Regions from separate parts of the Homo sapiens genome. Here all the other regions are linked to region 2. Evidence: chromatin loops called from intact Hi-C (ENCODE). Cell type or tissue: A673. All regions are shown on one strand. Each heading gives the region's core, and the rest is flanking DNA. Links, peaks and the distances in the headings are about the cores only.

Region 1 (8,162 bases), core at 1,667-6,666, 260 kb after region 2:
CCTCAGCCTCCCAAAGTGCTGGGATTACAGGCGTAAGCCACCGCACCCAGCCTCCTCTGATTTCTTTACTGCAAATAGTTCACTTGGAGTGGGTAGATTCTTTGGCACCTTTCTCAATAATGAGATCTGACCATAAGCTTCTATTTTTTAAAAGATTATATAGCATTATCACTATAGTACATTCCTTTATCTGTAAACTGGACACTTCTAGAATAAATGCCATGATCCCCAACACCCTATAGTTTGAATTGGTCTTGGCTGGTCTCTTGCCCACCTTCCCCCAATGGGAGCTCTGTGTGCACGGCCAGGACCCTAACTGGAATGTGACCCAAGGGTTTTTAGCATTTCGGTCCTGAGAACTGATTTTTTCTCTTTCCCATTTTAGCTTTCACATGCAATTATAATTTTAAAGTTGAGCTGACTCTTGACTAAAGAGGTCAGCCTTGGCCTCCTGTTTTCAGAGGTTCTGTGTACAGAAATAAACCAGACTGGGAGAAGGGCTTTATTCTGTCCTTCATTTTCCTTCACAATGCAAGCTGGTACCGTAGGACTGGGAGGATCCCACTAAATATCTTGAAGATGTGTTGGACCTGCAAAAGTTTAGTTCAAAAGGGTTTCAAAATGGACCTTGGCCTCACATGAAATTCTTAGAATTACCCTGTTTTTTTCCTTCAGTCATTTCATCTTTAGGCTAAGAGGGCCCATAGATTTATTTACCCTCATGGCAAAGGATTCCAACTTCTCAAATTCCCAGGGAAAGAGAATAGAAAATCAAATGTATTGCATTTTCCATCCACTGCCTGATTTTCATCAGCTTTCCACCTGGTTTCCTATAAGCACCCAATTCTATTTTCACTCAAGAACGTGCTTAATCTCATGGAAAGCCTGCATTATCAATGCCTTTCTCTTTAAGAGATTAAATGATTGGTTATGTAAATTTCCTGAAATGCCTGGGGTTGCATCATTCCACTTGATATGAGGTAAATGGGTGGAATATAAAGCAATGAGATGGAATAGATAAGTCACAGAAAATCCTGTCCTGGTTTCATCATGTTCCTCTCACCCCTTTGCCTTTGCATATGCGTTGTTTCCTTTTGCCTGGAATGTCCTTTCCATCTTTCTTCAACTAGGTTATGTCTGTCCTTTTTAAAGCCTTGGGTCATCTTTCCTGGGAAGACATCCCCGATCCTCCTGCTTGCCACTTCCTGCTTCCCTTTCCTTTTATTGATAGGTAGGTTTAAGCCTCTGTGCATTCAACTCTGGGAGCCTTCCTTGCACTGATTGCAATGATCTGTGCATGCATCCATTTCTTACTAAACTGAGCTCCCTGAGCATGACTTTGAGCACCTAAAGTTGTCTATTTATGTACCGTCAGAGCTTGGCACACTGCCTGGCACAGGGCACAAGTTTCAAAATATATGTATAAGGAAGGAAGGCAGGGAGGAAAGAAGAAATGGAGTAAGGAAGGAGGGGAGGAAGGGAGGGTTTTAACCTTGTTAGATGGAGAAACTGAAGGGCTTTGATGACAAACATGGCCACCATAGGAAGGAAACCAAAGGTGACAACAAGAGCCATCAGGTTGGCAGGACTTTCTGGGAAGATACTAGGGCACTAGCCCCCAAGAAAATTCTCCAGCCTCAAAGATAGGTTAGGGAATGATCGACTACCCCACTGTGTTGCCTATTGTAAGTTGTCTCTTTTAAATATTTGCTGAAAGTCTACTGTATATAGAACACTGGAATGGGCTAGGGAAGGGAAAGGGAGTGATTTTTAAAAACTAGGAAATACGAAGTCCAACTTGGAGTCCAAAAGTGCAGATGACAAAACAGAGAAAGAATTCAGCTGCTATTAACAAGCTTAAAACTCTAAATGTGGAAAAACAAATCCTCTACTGCTTAGTAAATATTTGTTGAATAGCTGAAATGAGGGTCCATCGTGTGCCAGCCACTGTCCTGGGAAGGCACCGTAGGGGACACAGATAAATAAGACATAACCTTTCCCTCTAGAAGTTCGCTGCAGCACACTACGTGCCTCCCTCTACCCTCCTTCCCACAAAGGATCAATGCTACTAGTCCTATCACACTTACTATGTAATTTCTTCCTAAGTCCATAGGTCTTGTGGTTTAGCTTGAATAGAACAGTTTCTGAGTACCCAGTGTAATGGGCAAACAGTTCCTAAACTGCTGTCGTCTCACCATTTGACCCCTCAAAGGACACATCTGCTGATGTAAATATGTAGGGAAGGTGGAGGGAAGAAGAAAAAGAGAGAAGTGAGGATCCCAAAGACCATAACTCATTTAAAACTTGGTCTGCCCATCAAAACCACCCCCAGAATTCAGAATGTAAAATATAAAAATTGAAACTTACTCATTATGTGCCATCGGAGGTATTTAGTCAAAATTCAGCATCTGACCACCTTTTCTAGGCCTATGTTGATTTACAATATTTGTACCCAGTAGGTCGTTTATGTAGGTGTGTTACCTTGTATCCTCTGAACCTTCTTCTCTTACTACTGTTGTCATAATTGTATAAATACAAAGAGATTGCTCTATAGAAGTTAAAAGAAGTACAGTACATGGTCAGTCCTCCTCATGTATCCAGAGTGAAAAGGATAAATGTGTGAATAAACTTGGCAGAGAGTTGCCTGCAGGAGGTGTAGGGCAGTGAGTGGCTCAGTGTAACTGGAGCCTGAGATTCTTGGAGTGGGAGGGAAGGTGGGCTGAGGCCAAGTTATGAAAGGCCTTGGAGGCCGTATTCTCTCCTGCGCTCAGCACAGGGGAGTCGGCAAAAGTTTGAAAGCAAGGAAGGTTCATGTCCCTGTTGGTGTTTTTACATAGCTTGCTCTGTCTGCCGTGTGGACTGTGGGCTGGGAAGAAGGCAAGCAGGAGACAGGAAGACCGGTTTGGATGAGAAACCATGAAGGCCTGAATGAAGGTGGTAGCAGAGAGATGGAAAGGAGGGGGTGATTTTCAGAGAAGCCACAACAAATTGTGTCCTCTGTAGCTCTGGTCAATGAGCCGAATCTTTGCTTTCTAAAATGCCAGTGTTTCAGAGGCAAGGAGTTTCTGTTTGCTCTGCACACCCGATACAGCACACCCCTACGTTGCAAACTAAAGATAAATAACGCCAGAGGCCACGGCAGCTTGCAACACTGACCAAGTAGCCCTGGAGATCTTGAGTTTCACTGCATTCAGACTCCCCCTTGCAGTCCGAGGGTCAGCATGACACTGTTAGTGGAGGGGACAGGGTCCTTGGGAGGAGAGGGTAGCATTTAGTTGTTTATGTAGTGCTAAGGGGCCCCACCAGCTCTTCGGGACTCAGAGTTTTCTAACACGACTTATTTCTTAGAGTAGCCGATTCAAATTTCATAGTAAAGGTTTAATTTAGGACAAACTGAATCCAAGTCATGTCTCCCATGTAGATTTTGTTTCTTGACACAGTTTTCTTTGCTAACTACTGTGAATTGCCTAACCAGATCTACAGAAAACCATATCATGGGCCCACATTTTTTTCTAATCCTCTTCCTTTTAAATCAGAAATTCAGTATAACATTTTTCCATAAGTGAATGAGAGAACCACTTCCTAGCATTTTTGTGTGTCCCCCCCACCCACCCCTTTAAAAAAAAAAAAAGAAAGAAACAACAACAGACCTTCCTTTTGGATTTACATCAGCATTTAGCTAACTTCCTGAACATTTCACCCATTTCCTGAACTTATTCTCAGGAAGGAAAAACATCCTCCTTCAGAAATAAATGCAAATAATCCCAGAGATTATTTCTATTAAATAAATAGTGTAAACGCAATGGAATTTCCTGTAAGATGTATATTTACCATGGATATTTCAATAAAAATGTATTGTGATTCTGTAAGACTCATGATATTTGCAGGTAGTCTGAGGAATTATAATCTTTAGTAGCCATTCAAGAGCTAAGTCCTGAACATTTGCAATTTTTACTCATGTTAAAAAATATATATATATATATATATATATTTTTTTTTTTAACTGAGAAATAGGAACACTGGAAAAATTATTCTCCTGAGGTCAGTGTTTTTTGAAGCTTTGTTTCTTTTAAAAGAGGGCTCTAATGACACCTAGTGGTGAATACAGGCAGAACAACTTTAGGACAGACTCAATGCAGTGTCCCTGTAATTAGAATTTTTTGTTTATGTGTTTGCTTGGGAGAAAACACACTCCTTACAAGCACTTCTTAAGTACCCTTAATGCCCAGGAATCCTGAGAAGTAGTGACATGGAAACGTTTCCCTTACGTGTTTCTGGCGATGTTCTCTTCTCTTGATTGATGATTCCTCAGAGCCTGCCCACCTCCTAGGGCTAAACTGGCTCAATTTTAAGAATGGATGAAAAATGTGAAGCTCTGCAGAGGAAAAACATCAATACATCAAGTGAGAAATTTCCCTATATTTTTGAGAAGGCCTCCTCCCATTTGGCTATCTTTTAATGGAGAAGCATGGTCCTTTTCTGGTGTATATGTCTTACTGACTTTTTAAAGGTGTACTCTAGGCTGACTGCCTGTCGTTTCTGCTTTACAGGGGCCTTCTTAGGTTCTCTAGTGTTTGGCAGTGGCTGATTTTTAAAGAGAGAGGTGATAGGGATCTCAGAGAGGCTGCCCTCACTCCAGCCCCACCCCACCCCTACCCCCAGCCCCTCGGAAGGCCATCCAGGACAGATGACTATCTGGCCTCCTTGCACCACCCCCAGGAAGGAGCTCCTTAATCCATCACATCGGCTGATATTCTTCTTTATGTCCAAACCCCTCAGAGTGATATCCAAGACCCTCAGGTCTGGCTCTTCCCCTCTCTTCCAGCCACATCATTCCTCTTCCTCAGACACACCCTATGCTCTAGCCAATCCCAGCCACTTCCAGCTCCTCCTGTTCTCAGGCTGTTTCAGTGTTCTCTGCTCCTGCATGCTGGACTCCTGAGCCAGGAGGCTCTTTCACTCCGTGGCCCTTCTGCTCATTCTTCAAGTCCCTGAGTAAGTGTTTCCTCTTCTTCTTCAAGTCCCTGCATACACGTTTCCTCTTCTGGGAGCCTCGCATGATCCAATCAAGCAGAGCCTGTAGCACCTTCCTTTAGGGCACCTCTGAACCTAGTTCAAACATCTGTAATTGCATGTGTTATATTACATTATATTGTTCTTGTTTGTTTCTCCTCTAGATGTGTTTGAGCTTCTCAAGGGCAAGAGCTGTTCTTGCGCCCAATGCTGGTTCGGGTGCTCGACAAATGTTCACTGACATCCTGGCAGCAGCCATTTGTGGCACTGGATTGTTGCATTTGGCTGCAGTGTTTTGACAGGAGCAAATTAGGAGTGGGGCAACTAGTTCAAGGTAGTGTTGACAATGAGGGTTAGCTCTTTGAAAATGTGCAGAACCATTTATTATCCCAAATGACCTCAGCTTTCACACCACTAGGAATAAGGTGCTTTCACAAAAATCATCTCTAAGTTTGTGTCTAGTTCTAACACTGGAAGATTCTGTTACCAGAAAGGGGTCCGGATCCAGACCCCAAAAGAGGGTTACTGGATCTCACGCAAGAAAGAATTAAAGGCGAGTCCATAAAGTGAAAGCAAGTTTATTAAGAAAGTAAAGGAATAAAAGAATGGCTACTCCACTGACAGAAGGCTTCTGGTTGCCTATTTTTATGGTTATTTCTTGATTATATGCTAAACAAGGGGTGGATTATTCATGCCTCCCCTTTTAGACCATATAGGGTAACTTCCTGACATTGCCATGGCATCTGTAAACTGTCATGGTGCTGGTGGGAGTGTAGCAGTGAGGACAACCAGAGGTCACTCTCATGGCCATCTTGGTTTTGGTGGGCTTCAGCTGGCTTCTTTACTGCAACCTATTTTATCAGCAAGGTCTTGATGACCTGTATCTTGGCTGACCTCCTATCTCATCCTGTGACTTAGAATGCCTAACCGTCTGGGAATGCAGCCCAGTAGGTCTCAGCCTTATTTTACCCAGCCCCTACTCAAGATGGAGTTGCTCTGGTTCAGACGCCTCTGACAATTCTATAATTAGGGGAGCCATGCTTTAAAATATGGTTTTAAAAAATCTAGGGCTAAGGCAGAGAGTCTACAATTGAATGCAAGAATATTTTACATACACCTGTCTTTTTTCTGGGGAGATGGTTCATACTTTTCAAAGAAGGGGTCTGTGATCTCAAAAGATTAAATACCACTGATTAAGAATCATTGACCAAAATGACAATCTTTACTCAGCCTCTGCTGGGTCAGTAGGAGCTAACACCTTAATAGGAGTTAGTGCCTCAGTAGAGAGGTTCGTAATCCAGCAGCTGCAAAGCTCTTGCTTTTTTTCCTACTGCCCTCTATTAGGGCACATGTACTGGTCCCAGTTTGCAATTTCAAAAGAGGCTTGCATCCTAAGAGGCTTTTGGACATGTTCCATTTATGCAGCATTAATGTTCTAAATGTTCTAAATGTAAGAGTAAGGGTGTAAGGGTATGACCAGAACTCTTTTTTTTTTTTTTTCTTTACTCTGTCACCCAGGCTGGAGTGCAGTGGCATGATCATGGCTTACTGTGGCCTCAACCTCCCAGGCTCAAGTGATCCTCCCAGCTCAGCCTCCTACTACAGGTACATACCACCATGCCTGGCTAATTTTTTGTATTTTTTGTAGAGACAGGGGTCTCTGTTTCCCAGGCTGGTCTCAAACTCTTGGGCTCAAGCCATCCTCCTGCCTCAGCCTCCCAAAATACTGGGATTACAGGTATGAACCATCACACGGAGCAAAACTCTTTCAGCAAGATTATATACCTTTCCCCACATTAAAAAAAGTAATTGGCTGGCCGGGCGCTGTGGTTCACGCCTGTAATCCCAGCACTTTGGGAGGTCGAGGTGGTCGGATCACCTGAGGTCGGGAGTTCGAGACCAGCCTGACCAACATGGAGAAACCTTGTCTCTACCAAAAATACAAAATTAGCCAGGTGTGGTGTCACATGCCTGTAATCCCAGCTACTCGGGAGGCTGAGGCAGGAGAATCACTTGAACCTGGGAGGCAGAGGTTGTGGTGAGCTGAGATTGTGCCATTGCACTCTAGCCTGGCAACAAGAGCAAAACTCCATCTCAAAAAAAAATAAAGTAATTGGCATTACCAGAAATGATATTAATATTCTTTAGGTTAGGTGCCAGGGCTACTCTGAAAAAGCCACCACACAGAGCCCCCAAGTCCTGCCAGGTGGTTCACAATGAACCCTCTGGGTAGTGCCAGAAATCCTACATGTGAAGCATGATCACTGAAACATTCTGCGAGTGTGATCTGGGCCTGCAAATTGCTATGAAGCTTTTCTGCTTCAGTGGGAGATGCCATTGCAAACTGAATTGTGGCTGGCAGGGCTGGATTCCTGGGTTTGCAACATGGGCAGTCATTCAGAGCCCTGTGCTTAGACAGGCCTTGTGCTTTGTTTAATGCTTTGCTGTTGCTATCTTGAAATTTTCAATAATATTTGAACAAAGGGCCTCATATTTTTATATCACACCTGCTCCTGTAAATGATGTTTGTCCTAAGTGGCTACATATACCTAAGGCAGCACCAAGTAGTAGAAAGAGCATGTACTTTGGAGTTGGCAGGGGTCAACTCCAATCCCAGTTCCGTAACTTTCTAGCGATGTGAGCTTGGGTAAGTTACTTAACCTCTCTGGGCTTCAGTGTTATTATATAAAAAATAGTGATTATAATGTCTAACTTTTAGAGTCATTGGGGTAATTACCAACAGTTGGGGTAATTACAACATTTGGGGTAACAGTATGTGTTTAGTAATTGGTAATGGATGATAATGACAACAATGCAACAATGATTTGAAAACAACTAGTCAAGAAAGAATGAAATAACATTCATGTGAAAAGACAACCAAAACAAAATGAACAGACAAAAAAATGCCATACACGTAGACTTTTGGGGTTGGGAAGAATCCTAAAGATAAGCTCCTGGGCTGAGTTGTTTTTGCCTTTGCCGTCCACAGCACTTTTCTCTTATGATGCATCTTTTCCCGCATTAAACACTGAGACCCTGAGAACAGATACTGTGTCTATACTTTAAAAATATTTCCAGCTTCTTGCACAAAGCCTGACACAAAGTGGATGTTTAATAAGCATTGGTTGAAATAATAAACTAGCTCATTA
Region 2 (8,162 bases), core at 1,235-6,234:
TTTTGACATGAACGCACCGTCTTGGAGAGGTCAATACAAGGAGGTTTCCATCCTCTTAACACTCCCTCTAACCTACCCTCTTCAGAAACATTAACCACTTGTAAAAGCATTGCACAAGGAGGTCAGGAGTTCCACCATGCCCAGCTAATTTTTGTATTTTTAGTAGCGACAGGGTTTCACCATGTTGGCCAGGCTGGTCTGGAACTCCTGACCTCATGATCTGTCTGCCTCGGCCTCCCGAAGTGCTGAGATTACAGATGTGAGCCACAGCGATAACTACTCATAATACAAGGTGTCTGTACTAGGTTTCCAATTCAGAGTATAACAAATATTTTCTAAAGCTAAGATGCTCCTTTCTGTAAATTTCCATGGCATTTTGTACATAATTCTATTATAGCACTGCATAGATTTAAAATATAAGCCTCTTGAGAGCAGGAAAATCCCTAGTGCCTAGCAAAATAAAAAAAGACATAGAAGACAATATTTGTTTGCTGAATTTATAAAACTAGGAACTCAGTCAAACGTTCTTCATTTCTAAGCATCTTTTTAAACTGTTGTTTCTATTATTTATACTTGTCTCTAACACCTGGTATAGTGCCTTTACATGGTACATGTTGAATCATCACTTGCTCATCCATTGCAAAAAAAAAAGAAAAGAGAGGGAGGGAAGAAATTGGAGGAAGTAAGAGAGGGAAGGAGGAAACAGGGAAAAGAGAAGAGAGGGAGAGGAGAGAAAGAGGAGATGGAAAGGAAGAGGAAGCAAGGAGAATGAGAGAGAGGGGAGCGGAGAGGGGAGGGGAGAGGGGAGGGAGGAGGGAAGGGAGGAGTGGGGGAGAAACAGAGCGGGGAGGAGAGGGAAGGAAAAACCAACTAACAAAAAACAACCTCAGACAACAGACATTTTCAGCTCAGGAAGTACCCTTATTAACTTTTTTGTTGCTGACTTTGTTTTGTTCTGTTTTGTTTTTCCCTAGAATACTCTAAGGGTTTTGAAGGGTTTCCAAGGATCCTGCTCTTGGAATACCAAAACCCTCCATCCAAAAACAACAGATCTGAAAGAGGTATCCTAATACAAATGTGTAGTAAAATAAATTGTAAAACGGATTTTGACATACATTCTTACTCAAATATGGGAACTAAAAAACTTTAATCTCATGTACATAAAGAATAGAACTGAGGAGGATGGTTGGGAGGATGTTTGATAACAGACTAGTGTGACTATATTTAGCAACAGTATTATGTATATTTAAAAATAACAAGAAGAGAGGGCTTGAAATGACACCAACACATAAAAATGATAAACACTCAAGGTGATGGATACCCCAAATATTCTGACTTGATCATTACGTGTAAGAAATACTCACATGTAGCCCATAAAGATTTACAACTATTATGTACCTAAAAAAATAAAAATAAAAAAGTATCCAAAAACTAAAAATAAAAATAGATAAATATTTTCTAAATGGATTTTGAGATGGAATTAATTTAACTGTTTTCCCAATAAATAAAATATACATTTTCTTCTCTGATAACATACAAATAAAAAAAACTTTTTAGTAACTTTTTCATTCTAAGTAGCATTGCATTTATATGATATCCCTAATAAGTGAATTTGCAAAACATACATCAAATAATTAAATATGAAATTAGGATTTAAACTTAGACTCATGCCAACGCATAGCCTCAAGTGACATTTTTTTTTTGCTAAGCTACACATAAAACCACACTGGCCATAAGTAAACCATGACAATAATAAAAAAACTACCAATTTTAACAGAATTGGAAAGTCCCATCATAAAGAAATCTATCAATAGAAGAAATTTAGCAAATTGCACTTAGTAACTTCAGACACAATTCTGTATCTAATGTCAAATTACAGGTTACCATCTCCTTTCTAGATTCTGATATACAAATATTTAGGCATCCAATAGCTTAAGATGCTTCCTGTTTTATGGGACAACACAAAGGAATTTAGTGTTTTTCCATTTATACTACTTCATAACTCTGTATGAGAGTCTGATACGTTTTACCCTTTATGCCGAATTAGAATTTCTTGCATTAAATTAAAAGAATATGTACTCGTCCAGCTATTGCACCTTCTGTTTATATCAGGAAACTTCTAAACATAATAGAATTATGTACAAAATGCCATGGAAATTTACAGAAAGGAGCATCTTAGCCTTAGAAAATATTTGTTATACTCTGAATTGGAAACCTAGTACAGACATCTTGTATTTTTTTCTAAAGAAAAAAAGTAAAAATTTTAATGCTGTTTGTCTAAAGACAAAAATAGCCTACATCTGAATTTCCTTTATTTTGGTACTATAAGTTTTGCTAATTTTTTTTCATTAGGAGAAATGTAACTATGTTTCATCAGTATCTCACCAATGCTCTAAATTGCTAGTTTATAAACACCAATATTTAACATCAGCAAAGGTTAAGAGATCCAAAATACGTATCCATTCTTAAAGTAATTTAAATTCAATTTTGGATAGTAACTTTTTAAAAAATTCTAAATACTTTTACAAGCCACTAAACATACACAGTGGATTATCCCACTTGGAAGATTATGCGTTAAAGTCTGAAAGTTCATGTTTTCATTGAAAATTTCACTGGCTCTGGTCTCTATCTTATCAGAAAGTCAGGAAATTCTGAATAAGTGGCTAGAATGTACATAAGTATATTTGAAGTCTACTTCCTGACAACTCCAAAAAGATCTTCCTGTAAAACTAAGCCTCAATTTCAGGTTCCCCCCATCAAATTCCCTAAAAATAATATTCCCCACTATAAACAAGAGAAAAAGAAAACAGTCTACTGCCAGGCATCTAAGCCTGATGTAGAAAAATGACAACAATTTTTAGGACCAAAAGATTTGCATATCCTAAAATAAACATGTAAATTTTTGGAACTTGATCACTTTTTAATAGTATTTCCTCAGCATCTGTGCCAAACTAAGTTAATTTCTTAGAAATTTTTTTTAAAATGTGTTAAATGATACTGTAACCTTAATAATCTTCATTTTTATTTTAAGCATATCAAATTAAAATATGAATATACCTGCAATATTTAATCAAATATTTAAGTTCAGAATTTGCAGACATTTCACCATTGCAAAGGATGATGAGTGTTACAATTCACTTTTTAGCACAAAATCCTAAAATATTTCCCCCAAAATCTGTCACAAATATTGTTCCAACATAATTTTACTCTCTCACTCAAATTATAAAGGAACATTTTAAAAACTGGTTTGTTTTCTTGGGTAATAATTCCAGCAAACAAAATGGTATCATTCCATACAAGTTTATAACTGCCATAAAATAGTCTCGCACAGATACTATGTAAAATTTTGGAACTTGATCACTTTTTAATAGTATTTCCTCAGCATCTGTGTCAAACTAAGTTAATGGTATCATTCCATACAAGTTTATAACTGCCATAAAATAGTCTCGAACAGATACTACATACTGTTTTTAAAAAACCACCATAAACTATTACCCAAATGCTTTTCTTTAAATGTCTTCAAATTTTACTCATTATTAATAACATCGAACATCAACATTGACAGGCACACCCTAAGCAACTGTAGGATGAAAATAACAGGCATGCAAAAACAATTTTTACTCGTGTGAAGTAAGAAAATGACTTTTTCGTCTGGGCACAGTGGCTCATGCCTGTAATCCCAACGCTTTGGGAGGCGGAGGCTGGCAGATTGCCTGAGGTTGGGAGTTCGAGAACAGCCTGACCAACATGGAGAAACCCCGTCTTTACTAAAAATACAAAATTAGCCAGCTGTAATCCCAGCTACTCGACTGGCTGAGGCAGGAGAACCGCTTGAACCCGGGAGGTGGAGATTGCGGCGAGCTGAGATCATGCCATTGCACTCCAGCCTGGACAACAAGAGTAAAACTCCGTCTCAAAAACAAGAGAGAAAGAAAGAAAGAGAGAAACAGAGAGAGAGAGAGAGAGAAGGAAGGAAGGAAGGAAGGAAGGAAGGAAGGAAGGAAGGAAGGAAGGAAGGAAGGAAGGAAGGAAGGAAGGAAGGAAAGAGAAAGAAAGAGAAAATGACTTTTTCAATTATACAAATTAAAATTCATCATTCTTGTCAGAATCATATTTTAAAAAAAGAAAAAGAAGACAGGGGAGAAGGAAAGAAAGACATTTGACAGTAAATAAATTACCTAAATTTGGATGGTTGGATTTGCATTCGATGTCTTGCAAAGAATACTCATGTTTCTTGGTAAAACAAACATAATTCAGATTTTAATAAGCTTCCTTCAGATAACACATAAAGAAGACTAAATTTTTAATGTATGTTTCACACTTTAAATAAAAGGCATGCTTTGTTTCTAAAAAGTAAAATGTATAATGCTGATATGGTTTTAAAATTTAAAAAGTTAGAAACAAGCATTCATTAAGTAACATATATGCATCATTTTAGTAAGAAAATATAATTCATCCATTTATGAGTTTATGTAAAAGATAACCTCATGACACAGTATCAAGAAATTAGCAAGATACCTATAATTTCCTTTAAAAAAATGCCACAACATTGACTTTCACGAGAGCTCTAAGTACACTGGATTTAGTTAGGTTTTCCCTTCTCTATTTCCATACTTACAGCAACTACTGACTTCAAAGAGAATTATGGAAGATGAACAGAGAATATGAAGAGCAACAGGAATCTTGTTCAATATAATAAATTAGGAACAAGAAGGCAAAAATTTTAACCAGAGTTTTTATGGGTGCTTTAATTTGTATATTTTATGATAACCAAGTTTTCCACTGTATATACACATACATACAAATACACAACACACACACACATACACAGGTATTATTATTCTTTAAGAAGGTGGAACTATAAAATGTAGAATAAACTATACTGTACAAGTAAATAGTAGTAAAGATCTGACACAGGATAGTACAAGAGAATTTCAAAAGTCTTTGCCCACTAAACGATTTGAGATTTTTTCATTTGCAGAATAGTATACAGTTAGCTGGACTAAAATACTGCAAACTTTAGCATAAGTAAGAGTGCTTTTTAAGTTCAACCACAGCTGCCAGTTGTCTTGTGGAGGTATTTTGTTGATTTTAAGAATACGTGCAAGAAACAGCAGCTTTCCCAGCACTTCAGTCAACAAAGATCTACATTTACCAATTTTTTTTTAACTTGTGCAGAAAATATGTTGTCTTTTGTGTGGAGCCACAGTTTCTTTTTCATTAAATGAAATGGAAGTAAAATCCATTAAAAGGCTTAAAATTCACACAGGAACAAACTCTTTTAAATGTGTTTAACTGATTCAAAACATTTTATGAAGATTTTAAAGAATAAACATGAATGTCATGAACATTACTACATTAATCTTCTCTGCTAGTAAGTGAAAAAAGCAAAGATAACAAGCCTATGGCTTACCACAAAAATTCTTTATCACAGTCCACAGCAATACTTCAATGCACACAAATTAAATAAATGTATTGTGTATCTACTGTATCCTAGCATGATCATAGGCCTATTAAAAAATTCAAAACAAGTATAATGTATGACTTCATATATACATACAAATATATATGTTTATATAATATATAATATAATATATAAGAATATATATGGTCTTTAAGTGAACAATTCAAGACTTAAATCTGAACCAACTAAAGAAAAAATTTAAAAAACCTAACTGAGTTCTTAATTCTTTATTTCTGATTACACATTGAAAAGAGAAGTCAGATATTCTTAATTACATAAGCCACAAAATCAAAAGCTTAACAATTATTCCCTGGGTACTTAGAAGAAATTAACAGTTATCCCCCCACCAAAAACAGTGATTTTCAATTCTCACTACCAAATTAAAGTAATTTCATATCTGGAGTCTCATCAATATTTAGCTCTTGGGAAAAATAAATGGGAAAATAAAACAGAAGAACCTGAAAATTTTGCAGATTACAAGGAAAATGGATAAAAATTAGCAGAGGCTAAACTAAATAACAATCTGTATCTTAATCTATATGAAAACTCTAGATTAAGTGATTTGATAAATTTGTCTTATAATTTTCAAGTATCTCCTAAATATTTCTTGAATCAGATCTCACCACCACTACACCCCCACTTAGAATCTGCTAGACACAAGCTCCTCAAGAGCAGGTACCTTGTTGTCTCCACTCCACTGCTGTGTATCACTCAGTCTTAACTTAATGATGGCCTATTATATATGATGAAAAAAGAAATGAATACACAAAAAATGACAATTTTTTTTTTTGAGATGGAGTCACCCAGGCTGGAGTGCAGTGGTGCAATCTCAGCTCACTGCAACCTTTGCCTCCCAGGTTCAAGTGATTCTCCTGCCTCAGCCTCCCAAGTAGCTTGGACTACAGGTGGGTGCCACCAGGCCTGGGTATTTTTTATATTTTTAGTAGAGACGGGGTTTTCCCATGTTGGCCAGGCTGGCCTTGAACTCCTGATCTCAAGTGATCTGCCCACCTTTGCCACTGAAAGTGCTGGAATTACAGGCGTGAGCCACCATGCCCGGCAAACCAAAATATTTATTAAAAGCAGTATACACGGCTCACCCACACATACAATCACATTCTTATAAATATGTAAACTGGTTTTATTAAAAATGAATTTGTACCAGCCTTTATAAACAGTAATAGATCTAGAAACAAAAATTCAAATTGTTTTATCAAATTACATGGAATAAAGCTTATTTCTCTTATTTATAAATAAAATAATAGCTGATATCTTCAAGTAGCACACACATTTCAAAAGAACATAGGCGGTTTTTTGAAAACTCTTACATTCACTCATATTTACCTAATTGCCTTCAAAAACAAGTTAAAACACAAACATGGGTAAAACAAGTTTACTTCTCTTTAAAGAACTGATAAACTTCTGATGTTTGCCTTTATATAACATACATAAATACGTAATTCATTTTATTCCTATTGACTTACAGCAAAAAAAAGAAACAATCTTCTGAATATAAATTTGTCTTTAAAATTTAACCTAAAAAATACTGAAATTGGTACCAGAAATGGCCTTAAGAAAGACAGACATCTACATAAATCAATTATAAAAGAAATAGAAGTGGCTCATGCCTGTAATCCCAGCACTTTGGGAGGCCAAGTTGGGCGGATCACGAAGTTAGGAGATCGACACCATCCTGGCCAACATGGTAAAACCCCGTCTCTACTAAAATACAAAAAAAAAAAAAAATTAGCTGGGCACGGTGGCACATGCCTGTAGTCCCAGCTACTCGGGAGGCTGAGGCAGGGGGATCGCTTGATCCCAGGAGGTGGAGGTTGCAGTAAGCCCAGATCGCGCCACTGCACTCCAGCCTGGAGCAAGACTCCATCTCGAAAAAAAAAAAAAAAAAAGAAAAGAAAAGAAAAGAAACAAAAGAAATAGAAAAACCAGTAATAGAGCTCTCAAAAAAATGCCCCACGTCCAGATGACTTCTCAGGAGAATGCTAGCATACTTTTTAAAAGTATAAACTCCCAATGCTACTTTAAAATTATTCCAAAAACATAGATAATAAGGAAAACTTCTAAGTTATGTCTTTAAAGTGAGTATATAACACTGATCCCCAAACCTAAAAACAAGGCAGTCAAAAAGAAACTACACAACACATATCAATTGTCAACACTGTTGCAAACAATTCCGAATAATAGACTCTAACAGGAAATGCTTAGAAATCATATATGATGATCATCGTGGTTTTAAAATATATCCCACAAATTCTTCACTTCTTCCTTCCAAAGGTAGTAGAATCTAATTCTTCCCTGCCCCAAAGTGTTGACTGTACTTAGTGAATCGCTCCTAATGAATAGAATGGTGGCTCACACTTGTAATCCCAGCACTTTGGGAGGCCGAGGCAGGCAGATCACGAGGTCAAGAGATCGAAACCATCCTGGCTAACACTGTGAAACTCTGTCTCTACTAAAAATACAAAAATATTAGCCGGGCGTGGTGGCGGGCACCTGTAGTCCCAGCTTCTCAGGAGGCTGAGGCAGGAGAATGGTGTGAACCCAGGAGGCGGAGCTTGCAGTGAGCCGAGATCGTGCCACTGCACTCCAGCCTGGGTGAAAGAGCGGGACTCTGTCTCAGAAAAAAAAAAAAATACTGCCAAAGTAAGGGTGTGTGACTTCTGATATCAGGAGATAATAG
Region 3 (8,162 bases), core at 1,667-6,666, 330 kb after region 2:
CACAGGACTCCTCTGATAGGTGACTCTGGCTCAAGGATTCTCCATCGGACTTGGTGAACTTCCTTCGAACTGCACTGCAGCCCAAGATTCTTCCACCCAACCTTTCCCCTTTATTCTTCTCTTCACAAAGATTAAACCCTCTTCTTGGTCTGATGGCTCTCCCAGCCTTCTCTGTCTCCATCCACATTTTCTCTCACATTTTCCATCACAAGACATAGATTAGATATTTTCCCTAATCTATGTCTTGCACTTCTAATCTCACCTCAGAACTGCTCATAGGACTCAGAATAACACAGGAACTTCACATGAATGAAAGTCTGAGTAACTAAATCACAGGAAGAGCTCTGATGCAACTTAGTGTCAGGAACTCAAATGCTTCCACATCTCCCTCTCTCTGGTTCTCTTTTATGCCTCTCATGTTCCGTCCGTTCATTCTCTTGCTCTACAGATTGGCTTCCTCCATCTGATAGTGGAACATGGTTGTCAAAACTCACAAATTTCACATCTTGCAACATTCACCATCAGTGAGGTGTTTACTTACTTTGAGTTTGAAAAATTGAGGGAAAGGCTCTGAGTGGCCTTGCATGGGTTAGATGCCCATCTCTGGACCAATCAGCTATGGCCAGGGGTACAATCTTTAAGAATATAGGCTGGGCACGGTGGCTCATGCCTACAATCCCAACACTTTGGGAGGCTGAGGTGGGAGGATCGCTTGAGTTCAGGAGTTCGAGACCAGCCTGGCCAACATAGGAAAACCCCGACTCTACTAAAAACACACACACAAATGAGCTGGGCATGGTGGTGCATGCCTGTAGGAGGCTGAGGCAGGAGAGTCACTTGAACCTGGGAGGCAGAAGTTGTATTGAGCTGAGATTGCACCACTGTACTCCAGCCTGGATAACAGAGTGAAACTCCATCTCAAAAAGAAAAAAAATATATATATATGTATATATATGTGTGTGTATATATATATACATATATATGTGTGTGTGTGTATATATATATACATATATCTGTGTGTGTGTGTGTGTGTATATATATGTATATATATAATTTCCTGTGTGTGCAAATCACAAGGTTGCAATTGAAAGAAGAACTATTCTCAAATGGACAGAGGGGGTTGGATAGACAATATCATAGGTGGGTGTCCACCATAGCCCCTGAAATACAGTGGAGGATCAGCCAGACTTACTGTTGTACATAAAAATTCAGAGTTAATTAATAGTTGATTGAGTCCATTGAATGATGAGAACTGAGTTCCTACAATGTAGCATGGATGCTCTGTGGTAGAGTCTTTAGATATATTATTTCTTAATAATCTTTATAACAGACCCCATGAGGTAGTTATTATCCCTTTGTCATAGATAAGGAAACTGAAATTCAGGCTATTAAGCAACTTACTCAAGGTCATTTAGTAAATAGGAGGGAGCTAGGTTTTGAAACCAGGTCTCTGTTTTCCCATTTCTTTCTACTACTCCTGGTGGGTTGTTCAGTATTAAGTAGAATCACAATGGGATAATTGGGTTTTCATCATTATAACAGATTGCTTTGGTGTGGTATATGCATAACTCCAAATTTTATTTTCTTGTATGAAAAATTAAGTCTATTTACTCCTTTGAAGAAAAATTCATAATGTTTGAAAAAACATACTATGTGCTAGATGCTGGGCCACTGTCTGTAAGAGAGACAAATATAAATAAAACTTGTCTCTGCACTCAAATGACCTTAACAGTCTGACCTGAGGGTGGAGGAATGGGCAGAGTACGGATATGTTTATAAATAACCCAAATAAGAGAATGTTGGAATCAGGAACGTGTTAAGTGTGGGATAGGTGTGAAACTTTCCTTTGTTCCTAGTTGAATAACTTGATATTCAAGAACTTTAAAGAACTCAGAAAAGTGGTATTTATATTTGGAAAATAGTTTCTGTATTTTATACATTGCCCCATATTTTATACATTATATTTCACTCTTTGAACATTATTTAAAAACTTACAGAAGAGGAAATAATAACACATTATATACTATTTATTCCATTATCTTGCTAGATACTTAACATACATTATCACATTTAATCCCCACGAGAGTCCTGCTGCATGTATGTAACAAGCCTCATTTGACACAAGAAAGAGTTGAAACCAAGAGTTAAGTGAATTGCTGAACACCCCTTACTGCTAATTGTAAGTGGCAGGATTTGCCCCTGGGATGTTTGATTCCAGAGCCCATGCTTTTACTATTATGCCATTTGAGATAGCTTTAGTTACATAGATGTTTACCAACCTATGTGTGCACACAAATACAGTCACACATATATACATATTTTCTCTGGAGAGAAATATAGCAAGCTTTGCTATCTGGCCTGTGTACATGTTGACCCTTCTGCCTGAACATGTTATTCCTGTGGCTTTCTGCATAGTTGGCTTCTTGTCATCTTATGAGTCTCAGCTTAAATGTTACCTCCTGACTTTCTATATCTCCCAATGTAGAGTTATGAATATCAGAGTTCTCCTCCCACTATCAATGACAACAAAATGGAATAAAATATATGAGGCAATTGTTGTCAGTCATTGGAGGTTAGAAGTCACACGATTGTGAGGCTTAACAGAAGAGAAACTTACAAAATGATTTGGGAAGAGATTGCAGTTCTCTGATGTTTTGCTGAGTGGAAGAAATAGAAATAGAGTTTGGGGCTACTGAGGTGGCCAGAATTTGTGGGACAGGGTACTGGAGAAGAGAATACTGTACAGAGCAGGAACTTTAAAAATATGCAGAGAGAACCCATTGGGTCTTTGAAAACTAAGCTGCATATATGCAGGGTAAGACTACACAAGGCCTAAAAGAGAAGAGTTCCTGGTGAGCTGAGAACTGAACAATGATTCCAGAGGTCACACAGTGCTTGGAGATGTTGACATTCCAACCATTTAAAGTGAAGAAATCCCATCGAAAACTCAGAGAATTTAACTGAGATGTTAAAAAGACCACATTTTAGAATTAAGGATCATTGCCTGAAGTAAGGGCAACTCTACACCCACCCTAAAAAGGCATAAAACCAAGCCTCAGTAGGATCAAGATGATCTGCTAGTAGCTTAAGTGCGTGCTAAAATAAAACTCCATGCTCTTCAAAGGAAAATATAGTCTAAGCGCTCCAATTCAGCTGGTCCAGTGTATAATAAAAAATTACTAGATATGAAAAAAGCTAGAAAATGTAATTCATAATCAGGAAAAAAATTGTCAATATAAATAGTCCCAGAGATGACATGGATGTAGGAGTTAGCAGACAAAGACTTTAAAACAACTATTATAAATGTGTTTAAGAATTTGAAAGAAAGGTGGACAGAATGATTGCAGATTAGGAATTTTAGCTCAACAATTAAAACTATAAAAACCAAATGACAATTGTAGAACTGAAAAATACAAGACTGGAAATGAACAATTTACTGGATGGGTTAAAGAGAAGATTGGACACTGCAGAAGAAAGGGGTAATAAACTTGAAGACAAATCAAAAGAAACTACAAAAAATTGATGCACAGATGAAAGGAAGATTGATAAATAAACAGAATCATATCGACCTGTGGGACAATTTCAGGTGATATAAGGTATATGTAATTGGAATCCCTGAAGAGTATGAAAAGGATTGAAAAACGCTTTTGAAAATATAAAGGTCAAAAATGTTTTAAATTTGACAAAAAGTAAATGTTACCATCTAAGCAGAAGCTTTTCCTGACTTATTTGTCTACCCCTCCCCTCCATGCCTGTTCTAGCTCACCCCCATCTCTGCCAAAGGAGAATAGATTAAAGCTACTTTTGGGCTGATAAAAGGAAATAGGTTACGAGGGATCCAGGGAACTAAACACAGTACGAGGCCCTATTTCTATCCAGATCCAACCATCCAATAAATACGACAGGATGTTGACATAGGTGGGATAATTTGGAAAAGACTTTCAGCTCTGGTAGGTTTTGTTGTTGTTTTTTCCCCTCCCTTAAAAAAAAAAAATCACCATCTCTGTAGCGCCAAGGCACAGATGATGACTCTGGTCAGAGGGCCTGGGATGCTAGTTCCATCCAAGCCTGCCCTCTGCTGGTCAGATGGAGCCATATCATAATCTGTGAAAACGATTTGGGGAAAAAAAGATCATTTGAATCTTTTCTCTTCCAGGCCAGGCGGAGTCATTCACTGGTTGTTCATTTTTTCCCTTTACTCAGTGTTGAAAGAGAGAGTCAGAGAACTTGTATCTGCACCAGCCCTGCTGCTTATTAGCCAAGTAATCTTGTGCAAATCAGTTAAACTCTGTGAGTACCACTCACTTATTAATTCAGTATTCAATATTTACTGACGACGTACTGTGTTTCAAACCCTGTGTTGGGCTCTGAAAGATATGTAGCTCTTGCCCTCAAAGTGCTCATAATCTAGGAGACACGGTGCTTATTTCACAGTGACCAATCTGAGAGGTGCTGCGTGAGTATCTGGAAGATTCCTGGGCTCCATCTCCTGGTGGGACAATTGCAGTTGGTGGTGGTGAGCACTATGATGCTATGATGCATGATGAGGCAGCTAAACCATCACGTTTGAGAGGCATTGCAGAAGTTAATCCAGCTCTGTAACCTTGGACACATCATTTAACTCCTTTGAGCCTCTCTCCTCTTCCCATTTCCCCAAACAGTCAAGCCCTTTCTCGTTGGTGCCCTGGGAACAATGCCATTTCTAGTACTTACCATGGCAGATTTCAGTGATTGTTTGCCTCTCTCATTAGGCTCGGAGCAACTTGAAGGCGGGGCCCATGTCTGTCTCATTCAAAGCTATATCCTCTGCTCCTAAAATAGTGTCTAACCCTTGATAGGTGCCCAGTTGATGTTTGATAAAGGAATGTAGATGTGGATGAAATGTGAACCAGAAAATGACTTCTGTGAACTTCATGTATCATGGCTGCTGCTTTCTAGATACATCATGGTATTTAGTCTCCCTCATGTTATTATCTGCCATTTATTAAATACTGACTACATTCCAAACGATGTTCTGTCAAATCTGTTATGTTTGTCTACCTACTTTTCTTCTCACAACAGTCATTTGCATAGCTGACATTATGTCTGTTTTTCACTCCAAATGAATTTCAGAGTCATTAAAAACTTATCCAAAATTGGCAGGGAGCAGTGGCACTTTGGGAGGCTGAGGCAGGCAGATCGCTTGACTCCAGGACTTTTAGAGCAGCCCGGGCAACATGGCAAAACTCTATCTCTACAAAAAATACAAAAGGTTAGCTGGGCATGGTGGTGCAAGTCTGTAGTCCCAGCTACTCAGAAGGCTGAGGTGGGAGGATCACCTGAGCCTGGGAGGTTGAGGCTGCAGTGAGCCGTGATCGCACTACTGCACTTCAGCCTGGGTGACAGGGTGACACACTGTCTCAAAAACAAACAGAAATTTATACAGAATCTGAGTTGGGAAGTGACAGAGAAAGATTTCAACCCAAGTGTTCTGATTCCAAAGTGCTTTGCTTCCCTCTATGCAAGCTGCCTCTCTAGGGCTAGTTAGATCCAGACAACTAACTTCCTTGCCACTCCTCCCAGAGTAAGATGTGACAGGCTGCAAGGAATCCCATGGCATGCAATGACCTAAATTAGATGGTGCTCAAGGGCATTTTCTTGGCTACACAGGGTCAAAGGGAGACTGGGAAGGAGTCTTTGCAATGTCTGGGGTCCCTATAATAAAAAGTCACCCAGTGCCTTGTGGGGCTAGGAGTTCCCTTGTTCCTCCTAATATCGGTCAAGCCCCCTTACATAAATGAATGTGTCATTCCTTTGCTCTTTCAACAACATTTATAACCTCTTTCCCTGCTCTTAACCACTGAGTGTGGATCAGTGCAGCCTCCATCATCCATACTTGCTATTGTTCAGCCAGCATACCACATGGAACCCAGAAGGAGATGAAGAACAGTTTTCTCTTTCTCACTCAAGGAACCCACCAAAGTCTCATGTTGACTAGAGAATGGTCAGTGCTTCTTTCACTCCATTGAGTTCACAGGGTGTGCTCAGCCTTTGTCCTTCATGCTCATGAATGCTCTGAGGGTCTCTTGGGAGCCTCTCCTGTCCTCTCCCACAGCTCCTTGTGGTCTCAAATGCCTTTGCTCAGCCTTTCGCTCCCATGTCCCCTAGGCTTCACTTTTTTTTCCTCCTTGGCCTTTGGCTTGAATTATCATTCATTATGTGTTGTGGAGCTGTAGTGGGGTCCCTGAGGTGAAGAGGGGCCGAGGCGAGTAGCCTCCTAGCATATTCTTTCAAGTTGTGCTTCAGTGGCCTTCACTTCTTTTCCATACCTCCACTCACATTACAAAATCCTCTGTTGTATTTTTTTTTTTTTTTTTGAGGTAGGGTCTCACTCTGTCACTGGCTGGAGTGCAGTGGCACAACCTCAGCTCACTGCAGCCTTAGCCTCCTGGGCTCAAGCGACCCTCCTTCTTCAACCTCCCAAGTAGCTGGGACTATAAGCACTTGCCAGCACACTCAACTTATTTTATTTTTTGTAGAGACAGGGTCTCACTATGTTGCCCAGGCTGATCTCAAACTCCTGGGCTCAAGCAATTCTCCAGCCTTGGCCTCTCAAAGTGCTGGGATTACAGGCATGAGCCACTGTGCCTGGCTTATCTTTTATTTTCATAGCTTGGTGTATACTAGGGTCTCAGAAGGAGGATGGTTGTTATACCCCTGAAAGAAAGTTGGGAGAAGAGTAAAGCATCTTGCCATTCATTTATTGATCCCTTCCTCAGTATGTACACTCTACAAAGATGATGAAGGCAAGGCCCTGTCCTTATGACACTCTGTTCTTAAGACACTGTGGGTTTGATCTAGGAGACAGTTGTAAACCACAGTTCCCATGGAAATCAGCCCTGATAGAGCCTAAATTTCAGGTGCAAGGCATTGTGGGAACACAGAGGCATGAGAGAATAGTTTTGAGAGCCAGCTTGGGGAGGTTTTAAGGAGAAGGAGGCCTTGTGCCAGGCCCTTAAGGATGAAGGTGGTTTTATCACAGAGAAGTTGTGAGGGAGAGCATTCCAGATGGTAAGAGTGAGGTTAACAAAGATATAGAAACTCACTAGTATATGTGAAGACATTTCTGCTCGGGGATGAAGCTAGATTAGATACCCTGGTTCTGTATCTGCCACATCACTGATGTACTGAGTCTCTTTCTCTAGGGCACAATGGGTGACTTAGTTTGTTTTGTGTTGCTATAAAGGAATACCTGAAGCTGGGTGATTTATAAAGGAAAAGGCCTTACTTGGCTCATGATTCTGATGGCTGGAAAGTTCAAGATTGGGCATTTGCACCTGGCGAAGGCCCCAGGCTGCTTCCACTCATGGCAGAAGGTGAAAGGGAGCTGGTGTATGTGGAGATCACGTGGTGAGAGAGGAAGCAAGAGATGGGTGGGGGACTCTTTTTAACAAGCAGCTCTCATGGGAACTAGTAGAGTAAGAACTCACTCACACCCAAGAGAGGGCATCAATCTATTCATGAGGGATTCTACTCCATGACCCAAATACCTCTCATTAGGCCCCATTTCCAACACTGGGATCAAATTTCAACATTAGATTTGTTGGTGACAAACAAACCACATTGAAATCATAGCAATGGGTATCTTGCTCATCCTTAAATACCCAGAGTCTAATGCAGTGCCTGGCATATATAAAAGGTGTTCAATGAATGCTGACTTGAAAAGTTGATTCATGAATGAATAGATGATGAATGGATTTTAAATAAATGAATTTAGTCATAGGGTGATGTTGCTTAAATAGGCAGGTAGTCCTCTATGTAATTATAAGAGCGTAATCTCTCCTAATGTCATTTTACCCTGCATGCACTGACCCCTTCACTCCTGTACCCTACCATTCTCCTTACTGACTGCAGCTCCCCACCCCTGTACTCAGAGCATTACGGTTGTATCACTCACATTTCTCTTGTCATGTACTTCTCTGGATGAAGGGTGGTGGTCGTATTGGCAGCAGTAATGTTGGGTTTACTCTAGAGGGTTGCACTTCACAATCAGGCTGAGTCATAGGATAACTTACCACTTTGAGGGGCTGGATATCACCCCTTTGTGGCTCTGTTTTTAAATGCAAGAAAAAATTGAAAAAGATCAGGCTGAACCTCAACCTTTGAAATACCCCAGCCCAATT

The links. Peaks named below come from ENCODE experiments on the same cell type or tissue, not always from the same donor. Only the 100,000 strongest peaks of a DNase experiment are listed, where the experiment ranks them.
Region 1: a loop joins it to region 2, with 10 times the contacts of the local background. A loop is called at or near these places in 1 of 110 quality-filtered maps.
Region 3: a loop joins it to region 2, with 7 times the contacts of the local background. A loop is called at or near these places in 1 of 110 quality-filtered maps.

What each region holds. Positions count from the first base shown.
Region 1 is chr11:86,935,233-86,943,394 of GRCh38, reverse strand. It overlaps PRSS23-AS1 (PRSS23 antisense RNA 1), which reads left to right and starts at 4,910. Exons shown (of 4, transcript NR_187135.1): 1 at 4,910-4,995. It also overlaps a transcript of PRSS23 not described here. RefSeq lists an enhancer at 2,487-2,986. In A673, for the core only: CTCF peaks have their summits at 2,582 and 4,133 (motif pointing left); DNase peaks (open chromatin) are centred at 2,704, 3,654 and 4,094; H3K4me3 peaks cover 2,910 bases; H3K27ac peaks cover 4,471 bases.
Region 2 is chr11:87,191,197-87,199,358 of GRCh38, reverse strand. The region is part of intron 5 of TMEM135 (transmembrane protein 135); the gene reads right to left. Among named protein-coding and RNA genes, the nearest start is that of TMEM135, 160 kb to the right of the region's middle. RefSeq lists a silencer at 2,525-2,725. In A673, for the core only: no CTCF peak of the experiment used is centred there; DNase peaks (open chromatin) are centred at 2,718, 3,738, 4,158 and 4,578; H3K4me3 peaks cover 1,729 bases; H3K27ac peaks cover 5,000 bases.
Region 3 is chr11:86,866,069-86,874,230 of GRCh38, reverse strand. It overlaps a transcript of PRSS23 not described here. Among named protein-coding and RNA genes, the nearest start is that of PRSS23-AS1, 68 kb to the left of the region's middle. In A673, for the core only: a CTCF peak has its summit at 4,087 (motif pointing left); a DNase peak (open chromatin) is centred at 4,050; H3K27ac peaks cover 455 bases.